2 separate regions of the Homo sapiens genome follow, and region 1 is linked to region 2. A link is a contact called in ENCODE Hi-C or POLR2A ChIA-PET data. All regions are on one chromosome and are shown on one strand. Each heading gives the region's core, a stretch centred on a gene start or an enhancer-like site at or near the end of the contact. The rest is flanking DNA. Distances are from core to core; before and after follow the strand shown.

Region 1 (4,671 bases), core at 1,278-3,777, 140 kb before region 2:
CATACATTTTAAAAAACGATTTGTGAGCCAAGTGCAGTGGCTCATGTTTATAATTCCAGCAATTCTTGAGGCTGAGGCAGGAGGATGTCTTGAGGCCAGAACGACCTGGGCACCATAGTGAGACCCTCATCTGTACAAAAAATAAGAAAATTAGCTGGGTGTGCTGGTGTGTGCCCGTGGTCCCAGCTACTTCAGAGGCTGAGGCAAGAGGATTGCTTGAGCCCAGGAGGTGGAGGCTGCAGTAAGCTGTGATTGTGCCACTGCACTCCAGCCTAAGCAACAGAAGGAGACCCTGTCTCAAAAAGTAAAAAATAAAGGCTGGGCATGGTGGCTCAGGCCTATAATCCCAGCACTTTGGGAGGCCAAGGTGGGCGGGTCACTTGAGGTCAGGAGTTCGAGATCAGCCTGGCCAACGTGGTGAAACTCCGTCTCTACTAAAACTACAAAAATTAGCCGGGCGTTATGGCGCATGCCTGTAATCACAGCTACTCGGGAGGCTGAGGCGGGAGACTCGCTTGAATCAGGAAGGCAAATGTTATAGTGAGCCAAGATCGCACCACTGCATTCCAGCCTGGGTAACAGAGCAAGACTCTGTCTCAAAAAATAAATAAATAAATAAATAATTGAAAAAAAAAATAAAAAGAAGGCAACTCTGCAAGTCAAGAAGAGAAACTTCACGGGGAACTGAGTCAGCCACAACCTTGACCTTGAACTTCCCAGCCTCCAGAATGGTGAGAAATAAGTGTCTGTTGTTTCAGCCCCCAGTGTGGAATTTTGTTCTGGCAGCTCATGCTAAGACACTCTCCCTCCACCTTCAAAGTCAGCAGGCAGGGATCTCTCAGACCTCCTTCTTAGAAGGACCCCTGTGATTACATTTAGGGCCCACCCAGATGATCCAGGATAATCTCCCATCTCAAGAGCCTAAGCTTCATCACATTTGCAAAGTCCCTTTTGCCATATAAGGTGACATAGTCACAGGTTCCAGGAATCGGGACATGGGCACCTTTGGGGGCCCATTATTCGGCCGATCGCAAAGACAGACATTTCTCAGTAAACTCTTTTCACGACTGAATTTTGAACCATATGAATGTATTACCCATCTAAAAATACAATGTCAATCAAAGGAGACTGGAGGTGAGACCAGAGGTACCCAGGACAGGGACAGGAAGCTCAGGGGTCATTCCCCTCCCTGGCCCTCAGTTCTCTCCTCTCTAAGTGAGGGATTAAGACCCATGACTCCTGGGTCTGGAGGACTTTGAGCCTCGAGCTTCCCTCCTGATGGGGGTGGTGATGTTTCCTACCTGCCAGGGCTGCTGCAGGGATTAAATCCTGCAACAAGAAGCATCCCAAATCCTCCCAAGCAATAACTGCTGGTCATGGAAAAGCTGGTAACAGAAGCCATTCTTAACTCAGCTGCTCTACTCTCCCTAGCATGGAAAGAAAGCTGCCCCTCAGGCCGGACACGGTGACTCACGCTCATGCTGTAATCCCAGCATTGTGGGAGGTCAAGGTGGGAGGATCGCTGGAGCCCAGGAGTTCGAGGCCAGCCTGGGCAACAGAGTGAGACCCTGTCTCTAAAAAAAGGTTGGGTGTGGTGGCTCATGCTTGTAATCCCAGCACTTTGGGAGGCCAAGGCAGGTGGATCACTTGAGGTCAGGAGTTCAAGACCAGCCTGGCTAACATGGTGAAAACCTGTCTCTACTAAAAATACAATAATTAGCTGGGCATGGTGGTGGGTGCCTGTAATCCCAGCTACTTGGGAGGCTGAGGCAGGAGAATTGTTTGAACCCGGGAGGTGGAGGTTGCAGTTAGTGGAGATCACACCATTGCACTCCAGCCTGGACGAGAAGAGCAAAACTCGGTCTCAAAAAAAAAAAAAGAAAAGAAAAGAAAATTAGCCAGGCATGGTGACGTGCTGCACCTATAGTCCCAGCCACTTGGAAACCTGAGATGGGAGGATCACTTGAGCCCTGGAGTTCCAGGGAGCAGTGAGGTATGATCATGCCACTGCACTCTGGCCTGGATGACAGAGTGAGATCCTATCTCTAAAAAAAAAAAAAAAAAAAAAAAAAAAAGAAGCAAGCTGTTCCCCCGCCCGTGTCCTATTTTCTACAGAGGGCCTGTGCCTTCACGGTGCCCCCCTTCCGGGAAGGACTCGCCTGGGAGTGAGTTTGGCACCCAGTACAGGTCCTGGCCACACCCGGGACTCTTCTCAGCACAGTGACTGACAGCAGCACCCTGGAGTCAGATGGAACTGGATTGGAATCTAGTTCTGTCCCCAGGCTGCCATCCAGTGCTGTTGCCTGCTCAGCACCCACTTTCTCTTCTCTTTGTGGAAGCATCTTGGATTCTACCCCTTCATCACTCTTGCTGTATGTGGCTCAGCGATGGGCCTGACCTGCTCAGGGCTGGTCAAACACCGCATGCACACCCTAGTTGGTCCAGACCCGGTTGGGACAAGACCCAACCAGGCCAAGGCCATCCAGCCCCGGCCTTTTCCTGGAGCTGGCTGCAGCCATTTCTGCTACCGCTAGAGAGAGCCTGCCTGAGGGCGAAGCTATGGCAGAGGAAAGCCGACCTGGGAGATGGAGAGGGACAGTTTCCAGGTGACATCACTGGTGAATCTAGATCCAACTGTGCCTGAGGCCCAGCTCTAAGCCTTTGTGTTTCTGCATGGGAGCCAGTGATACAACCTCCTGCTAATTGCTTCGGGCAGTTTACACTGGCTTCAAAAAGCCCTGGCTGACAGCTATTAGCTGACCTTGGACACTTCACTTGTGTGTTCCGTGCCTCAGAAGGAATATTCCCTGAAAATAATAATACCTACTCATAAGGCTGTTGTGATTCTTAAATAAGATAATGAATTAAAGTCCCTAATTAGGCCGGGCATGGTGGCGCTCACCTGTAATCCCAGCTACTAGGGAGGCTGAGGCTGGAGAATCACTTGAACCCAGGAGTTCAAGACCAGCCAGGGCAACGTAATGGAATTGCATCTCAATTTTTTTTAAGTACCTAATTTGGTGTCTGGCACACAGTAAGCTCAATTGTGGTACCAGAGTCATTATTTTGTAGGAATTGGGTTAGAATCATGTTAACCAACAAACGTGCATGATTCAAATGGGACTATTCCATCTTAACTGGGAAAAAAGCCTAATTGTTGGGAAACCAGTCTTCTTAGCTCTCACTGCTGTAGAAAACTGGATGGAGATCAGGAAATGCATGTCATGGGGCACCCAGTCATGAGGCAGAGACCCTCTCCCTCTTTAGAGCCAGCAAGGCTCTGGCCAAAGAAAACCCCCATCAGTAACTGTGGACATACCTTAAAATGACTGCAAGCAGTCACCCTTGGGTAAGCTCCTCTGGGCATGTAGGCAAAGCCTAGGAGTTTCTTCTAGCCAATAGAACACGGCAAAGATGATGACATCACTCTCATGATTACATTACATTAGAAAAGACTCCAACTTAGCTGACTGGACTGAGATCCTCCTCATTGGCTTGGTGGAGTAGGCAGCCACATTGAGGAAGCCCATGAGGTGAGGAAGTGCTGGCAGCCTCTAGGAACTGCAGGTGGTCTCCAGCCTCCAGCCAGCAAAAACCTCAGGCCCTTAGGCACACAGCAGCAAGAATATGAAATCTGACAATAACTAGCATGGCTCTGGAAGCAGAGCCTTCCTCGGTTGAGCCTCCAGATGAGAACCCAGCCCAGCTGACACCTTGTTTGCAACCTGAGGAGATCTGAAACAGAGGATGCAGTAAAGCAGTTTCCAGACTTATCCTTTTTTTTTTTTTTTAACTTTTTTTTAAGAGTCAGAGTCTCACTCTGTCACTCAGGCTGTCGTCACTCAGGCTGGAGTGCAGTGACACAATCACTGCTCACTGCAACCTCGAACTCTTAGGCTCAAGTGATCCCCTGGCCTCAGCCTCCTAACTGGGACTGCAGGCACACACCACCATGCCCAACTAATTTTTTCTTTTCTTTTTTTTTTTGTAGAGGTGTAGTCTCACCATGTTGCCCAGGCTGGCCTTGAACTCCTGGCCCCAAGCAATCCTCCTCCCTTGGCCTCCCAAAGTGCTTGCATTACAGGCATAAGCCACTATGCCCAGCCAGTTTCCAGACTTCTGACCTGAAGAAATTGTGATATAGTAAATGTGCGTGTTGTCTTAGTTCCTGAGTGCGTGATAATGTGTTGCACAGCATAGAAAACTAACACAGCAGCCTGCAGAGGACTGAGCTTTCAGAGAGGAGACACACCGGGATGCCTTTCTCAATGAGTCGGGGTACAATTTCCCAAGGTATTCTGGTTACTTTGGCTATATTACAGTTCACCCCAAAACCTGGTCATTTAAAGCAATAATCATTTATTACCTCTCACAGTTTTGGTGGGTCAGGAATTCAAGAGTGGTTTGGCTGGGTGGTTCTGGCCTGAGGTCTCTCATGAGGCTGCAGTGAGATGGTGGTCAGAGCTGCAGTCATCTGAAGGCTTGACTGGGGCTGGAGGATCGCTTCTAAGGTGGCTCATTCATGCAGCTGTTGGCTGGTGGCCTCAGTTCCTCTTTACATGAGCTTCTCCGTGGGGTAGTTGAACTTCCTCGTGGAATAGTGACTGGCTTCCCCCAGAGTATCTGAGCTGAAAGACCAGATGGAAGAGGCGATGCTTTATGCCCTAGACC
Region 2 (4,801 bases), core at 1,811-4,310:
TGGATGGGCACAGAGACACCAGCTCTGGGTGACCAGGGCTCAGCCACCACAGGGTTACGGCCGAGCTGCTCAGGCCTTGGCTGAGCCAAGGGACTCCATGGTCTGTGCAGACTGCGTGCCATCTGTTGCGGCAGGTGCTTTGAATTGGCAAAGGGACAGAGCCGGGCATGGTGCTCTGGGGGTTGGGGGAAGGACTAAGGTCAGAGCAAACTCTCCTGGCTTCAGTGCTTGTGAATCAGAGGGTTTAAAAGAAAAACCCACCTGGTAAGGTGGCTGAGCGCCCTCTGTCTTTCCATGGGAGCGCAGCCATTTGGGGCCATCCTGAACCTGGTGCCGCTGGCCGAGAGCGTGGTGAAGCTGACGGCGGTGTGCATGGAGTGCTTCCGGGAAGCCGCCTATACCAAGAGGCTCGGCACAGAGAAGGAGGTAGCTCCACCTGCCTTCCCTGCAGGCCGGCGGGGTGGGGGTATGGCTCTGCCTCCTTCCTGTCCTGGCCCTTCACCCATCCCCTGTCCCTGCGGCCAGGTCGAGGTGATTGGGGGAGCAGACAAGTACCACTCCGTGTGTCGGCTCTGCTACTTCAAGAAGGCCTCAGGCCAGCCTGCCGGGCCGGACAACAAAGAGAACTGCCCAGTGCCAGGAAAGCCAGGGGAAGCCGTGGCTGCCAGGAAGCTCTTTGCCCCACAGCAGATTCTGCAATGCAGCCCTGCCAACTGAGGGACCTGCGAGGGCCGCCCGCTCCCTTCCTGCCACTGCCGCCTACTGGACGCTGCCCTGCATGCTGCCCAGCCACTCCAGGAGGAAGTCGGGAGGCGTGGAGGGTGACCACACCTTGGCCTTCTGGGAACTCTCCTTTGTGTGGCTGCCCCACCTGCCGCATGCTCCCTCCTCTCCTACCCACTGGTCTGCTTAAAGCTTCCCTCTCAGCTGCTGGGACGATCGCCCAGGCTGGAGCTGGCCCCGCTTGGTGGCCTGGGATCTGGCACACTCCCTCTCCTTGGGGTGAGGGACAGAGCCCCACGCTGTTGACATCAGCCTGCTTCTTCCCCTCTGCGGCTTTCACTGCTGAGTTTCTGTTCTCCCTGGGAAGCCTGTGCCAGCACCTTTGAGCCTTGGCCCACACTGAGGCTTAGGCCTCTCTGCCTGGGATGGGCTCCCACCCTCCCCTGAGGATGGCCTGGATTCACGCCCTCTTGTTTCCTTTTGGGCTCAAAGCCCTTCCTACCTCTGGTGATGGTTTCCACAGGAACAACAGCATCTTTCACCAAGATGGGTGGCACCAACCTTGCTGGGACTTGGATCCCAGGGGCTTATCTCTTCAAGTGTGGAGAGGGCAGGGTCCACGCCTCTGCTGTAGCTTATGAAATTAACTAATTGAAAATTCACTGGTTGGTGGACGCACATTTCTCTTTCACCTGGGTTTCCCTGGGTCTCATGGACAGCTCCAACTTGATTTGGGTGGGGATTTTCTTCCAGATCTTTTTTTCTTTTGTTTTGAGACAGGGTCTCTGTCGCCCAGGCTGGAGTGCAGTGACGCAATCCCTGCTCACTGCAGCCTCTGCTTCCCCAGTTGAAGTGATTCTCCCCCGTCAGCCTCCCAAGTAGCCGATATTACAGGCGTGTACCACCACACCTGGCTAATTTTTGTATTTTTAGTAGAGACGAGTTTTCACCATGTTGGCCAGGCTGGTCTCGAACTCCTGGCCTCAAGTGATCCACCTGCCTCGGCCTCCCAAAGTGCTGGGATTACAGGCGTGAGGCACTGCACCTGGCCCCCAGATCTTTCTGTAGTAATACTGATCTCTTAACCACAACCCTTGAACTGAGAAATGATCATGGGGTGTGTCCTAAGCAGAACATCATCTGCCTTCCTGTCTGGGCCAGTGTCAGGACAAAAATGGGTGTACAGAGGAGCCCGGGGCCCAGTTGGAAGGAAGAGGCACTGTCCTGCCCGCTGGGCCTGTGAGGTCAGGTTTTGTTTGTGAAACAAACTCTTGGTAATTCAGGAGTCAAGACATCTCTCAGCTGTGCCTCAGAGATGGGCTGTTGGCAGCTCACTTGGGGGCAAGCATCGCTGGGGTAAGGTGTGTCCTGTGCAGGCAGGGTCACCACTCCCAGGGCCTCCCCAGCCTCCCTCTCCCCTTCGCTAGTGATGTGTCCCAAGCCAAAGCCATCGGGTGAGGCTGGGAGCAGTGCCCTGTTAGTTCGTACTGGGGATTTTTAAACAATCGGGACTTGCCGATGACAGCTCCCTCTGTCATTGCTCAAAAGAAGAAGCCAGAAGTTGCTTTAGGGCCTTGACCTCTTCCAGAGATGGGCCTTATCTCCGAGGGGTGGGCTGGACGGCCAAGGCCGTGTCCCAGGAAGGCTCCAGAGGTGCTGACCCTGGAGGAAGGTAGAAACCTGGTCTTACCTATGGTACCCCTATTCAGTGCAAGAAAGGGGCATTCACCGACAACTCCCAGGTACCCCCACCCCCACTCTAGGAAGGGAGCAGCAGGACCCTGGCACTGCAGGCCAGAAAAATCATCTTGTTTACAAGCTGAGCACAGTTACTATTTTAAGATGTTGATGAAAGGCTTGTGCGGAATGCGACCCCAGACAGAGGGAAGGGGGCCAGCCAGGCAGGCTGGAGGGGGCGGATTGCCACTGCCTTGTTCAAACTACAAGTTCCATAAAGCCAGCCCCTAAGGGTGTACCCAGAGTGGAGTCTTCCTCCAACCCCTAGGCTGTGGCTCAACCAATGACTGGAGACTGAATGAGAAAACATTTATTCCGTCTCCAAACAGCATCCCAGGCCGGGCATCTCCCCCACGATTTTATAATACACTCGGCACAGACAGAGTCTGGGAGCCATGGGGCACCCCTGCCCTCCCCAGGCTTCCTAAGTAACAACTGCAGAATATTTACATAAAGCTGGGTGTTGTCAGGCAAAGCCCTTCCCTGCTGCCAGGGGTGGGAGCAAGGAGGAAGTGCCATGAGCACCAGCCCCGCCCTCACACCACGGGAGGCAGCCCAGAGGCCACCGGCACAGGGTGGTGGCCCCCAGATCATACAGCAGTGGGCACAGGGGAAGCAAACCTGAGTGAGGACACAAGAGCCTGGTCCGGCTCCGCTGCACAGGGCAGGTGTGATGGCCCCCACGAGTCTTTGGCAGAGAACGCAGATAATAGCGGCTCCCACGGCCTGACCCGGGCCGGGGGGAAGCTGAGGCACTTGTCAGTAGCACATGGGCACCTGCTGGCTTCTAGCCACTGCAGGCGGGGCTGAGGTCATTAAAAGCGAGGAAAAACACTAGCTAAAAACCCTTTCCTAAAAGTGCCCTGGAGGAGTGAGCGGCTGACTGAAGCCCTCTGGGCACAGGCACTTGGGGTGTGGCTCTGCCAGCCCCCGCCAGGCTATGAGGCTCCTTAGCTGTGTGTCAGCTGCACAGGATGGAACAGGTGAAAGAGAGGGGCTGGCAGTTCCAGGAGGCTCATGGGAAAGTCCAGGGCAGAGGGGAGGGCCCTCTCTGTCCCCCTTCCCACGCTAACCGCCGCTCAGTACACAGGGGGCGGCTGGTAGCCCTCGGTGGTCTCCGCGTTCTGGGTGAAGGGTGGCTGTTGGTAGTTGTCCACAGATGCACCTGGGTAGGAGGCGTAGGCAGTGTTGGGGTCCGGAGTGGGGTCAACGTAATTCTGGATGAAGTCGTCCACGCCAGCCTTGTAGCGCTGGTAGGCCAGGGAGGCCAGCACACCCTGCAGGGGGAGCACAGCAGGGTACAGGTGGGTGGGGGACCCCACCCTCCACCACCCTTGACCCAAGAACCGGCCCCTGGCCATCCTACCCAGGAGAAGATGGAAAAGAAGCTGAAGGTGATGGCTGCCCTCACAGAGTCGGCCCCCACCAGCACGTCCTTCGGGTTGGTGACTGCCCACTGGTTGGTGAGGAAGCAGAAACCAACAAACCACAGGAAGGTCCAGAGAGCTGGGGGAGGACGGGTGAAGCGTCAGTTCCATGGAAAGGGAGGGGCTTTCCAGGACTCTGGGAGGGGACGCGGGCAGGTAGGGCAGGGACCTCCCGGGGGAGCCTCCACACTATGGAGGGGAGGACTTGGAAGCCGGGCCGGGAGCCACCTCCAAAGTCCCCCACACTCGGGCCTTGGCAGGGTGGGCCACAGCAGACAGCCTAGGGGACAAAAGGGGCAGAGGCAAAGCCCATCTGCTCGGGTGTGCTGCAGGTCCACTCAGCTTCTAGCTACCCCAGGCAGGGCTGGTGCCATTCAAGCACGGAAAAACACTAGCTGAAAACCCTTTCCTAAAAATGCCCTGGAGGAGTGAGCTGCTCCCTGCCCCTCCCAGAGAGGCCGAGACCCTCCCAGCTGCGGAACCCTAGAGTTAATGCCTCCCCCAAGATCAAATGGAGGTGCCACAGGCAGATACCTGAGAAGAGCAGGTCACCAATGACCAGGTACTTGCGGTCAGTGGCGTTGCTGATCTGGGGGAAATACGCGTCGACCACCAAGAAGAAGGCCGAGGCCAGGAAGGCCAGCACCCCGATGGCACTGCCATAGCGGCAGGCATCCTCGTTGCGGTTGAACACGCAGTACATCTGCTTAGACTCGTGGGCATTGCTGTAGCCCTCACCATAGATGCAGGAGAACACGATCAAGGCGAAGACCTGCCGGGAGGGGAGGACCTGGTAGGGCTGGTGGCCGCCTGAGGGGCACACACAGCGGGGACCCTGATGGGGTGTACAGATGCTGGCCTCTCCCACTACTGCTGTCCCCTTTTGGGTTTTTGTTGTTGTTTGAGATGGAGTC

What was found. A loop is a pair of places that touch in the nucleus more often than their neighbours do. ChIA-PET counts read pairs that join two places held with the same protein, here RNA polymerase II (POLR2A). Pooled maps may share reads with other maps.
Region 1: POLR2A ChIA-PET joins it to region 2 with 13 read pairs in PC-9. The contact joins two enhancer-like sites. A Hi-C loop is called at or near these places in 3 of 50 pooled maps. POLR2A ChIA-PET finds 5 or more read pairs at or near these places in 9 of 52 experiments (Caco-2, GM12878, HEK293T and 4 more).

Annotation. Positions count from the first base shown.
Region 1 is chr17:78,305,892-78,310,562 of GRCh38, reverse strand. No RefSeq gene overlaps it. Among named protein-coding and RNA genes, the nearest start is that of LINC01993, 30 kb to the right of the region's middle. RefSeq lists a silencer at 1,963-2,185. Within about 2 kb of position 2,527, at least 6 of the 41 ENCODE cell types and tissues checked have a DNase peak (open chromatin) inside an H3K27ac peak, as active enhancers do.
Region 2 is chr17:78,170,675-78,175,475 of GRCh38, reverse strand. It overlaps SYNGR2 (synaptogyrin 2), which reads right to left. Exons shown (of 4, transcript NM_004710.7): 2 at 4,422-4,659; 3 at 3,827-3,966; 4 at 2,756-3,737. The coding sequence ends at 3,540. It overlaps TK1 (thymidine kinase 1), which reads left to right. Exons shown (of 7, transcript NM_003258.5): 6 at 307-426; 7 at 526-1,385. The coding sequence ends at 717. Among named protein-coding and RNA genes, the nearest start is that of SYNGR2, 4.5 kb to the right of the region's middle. RefSeq lists enhancers at 1-43, 854-1,153, 2,144-2,253, 2,444-2,713, 3,534-3,603 and 1 more. Within about 2 kb of position 3,060, at least 27 of the 41 ENCODE cell types and tissues checked have a DNase peak (open chromatin) inside an H3K27ac peak, as active enhancers do.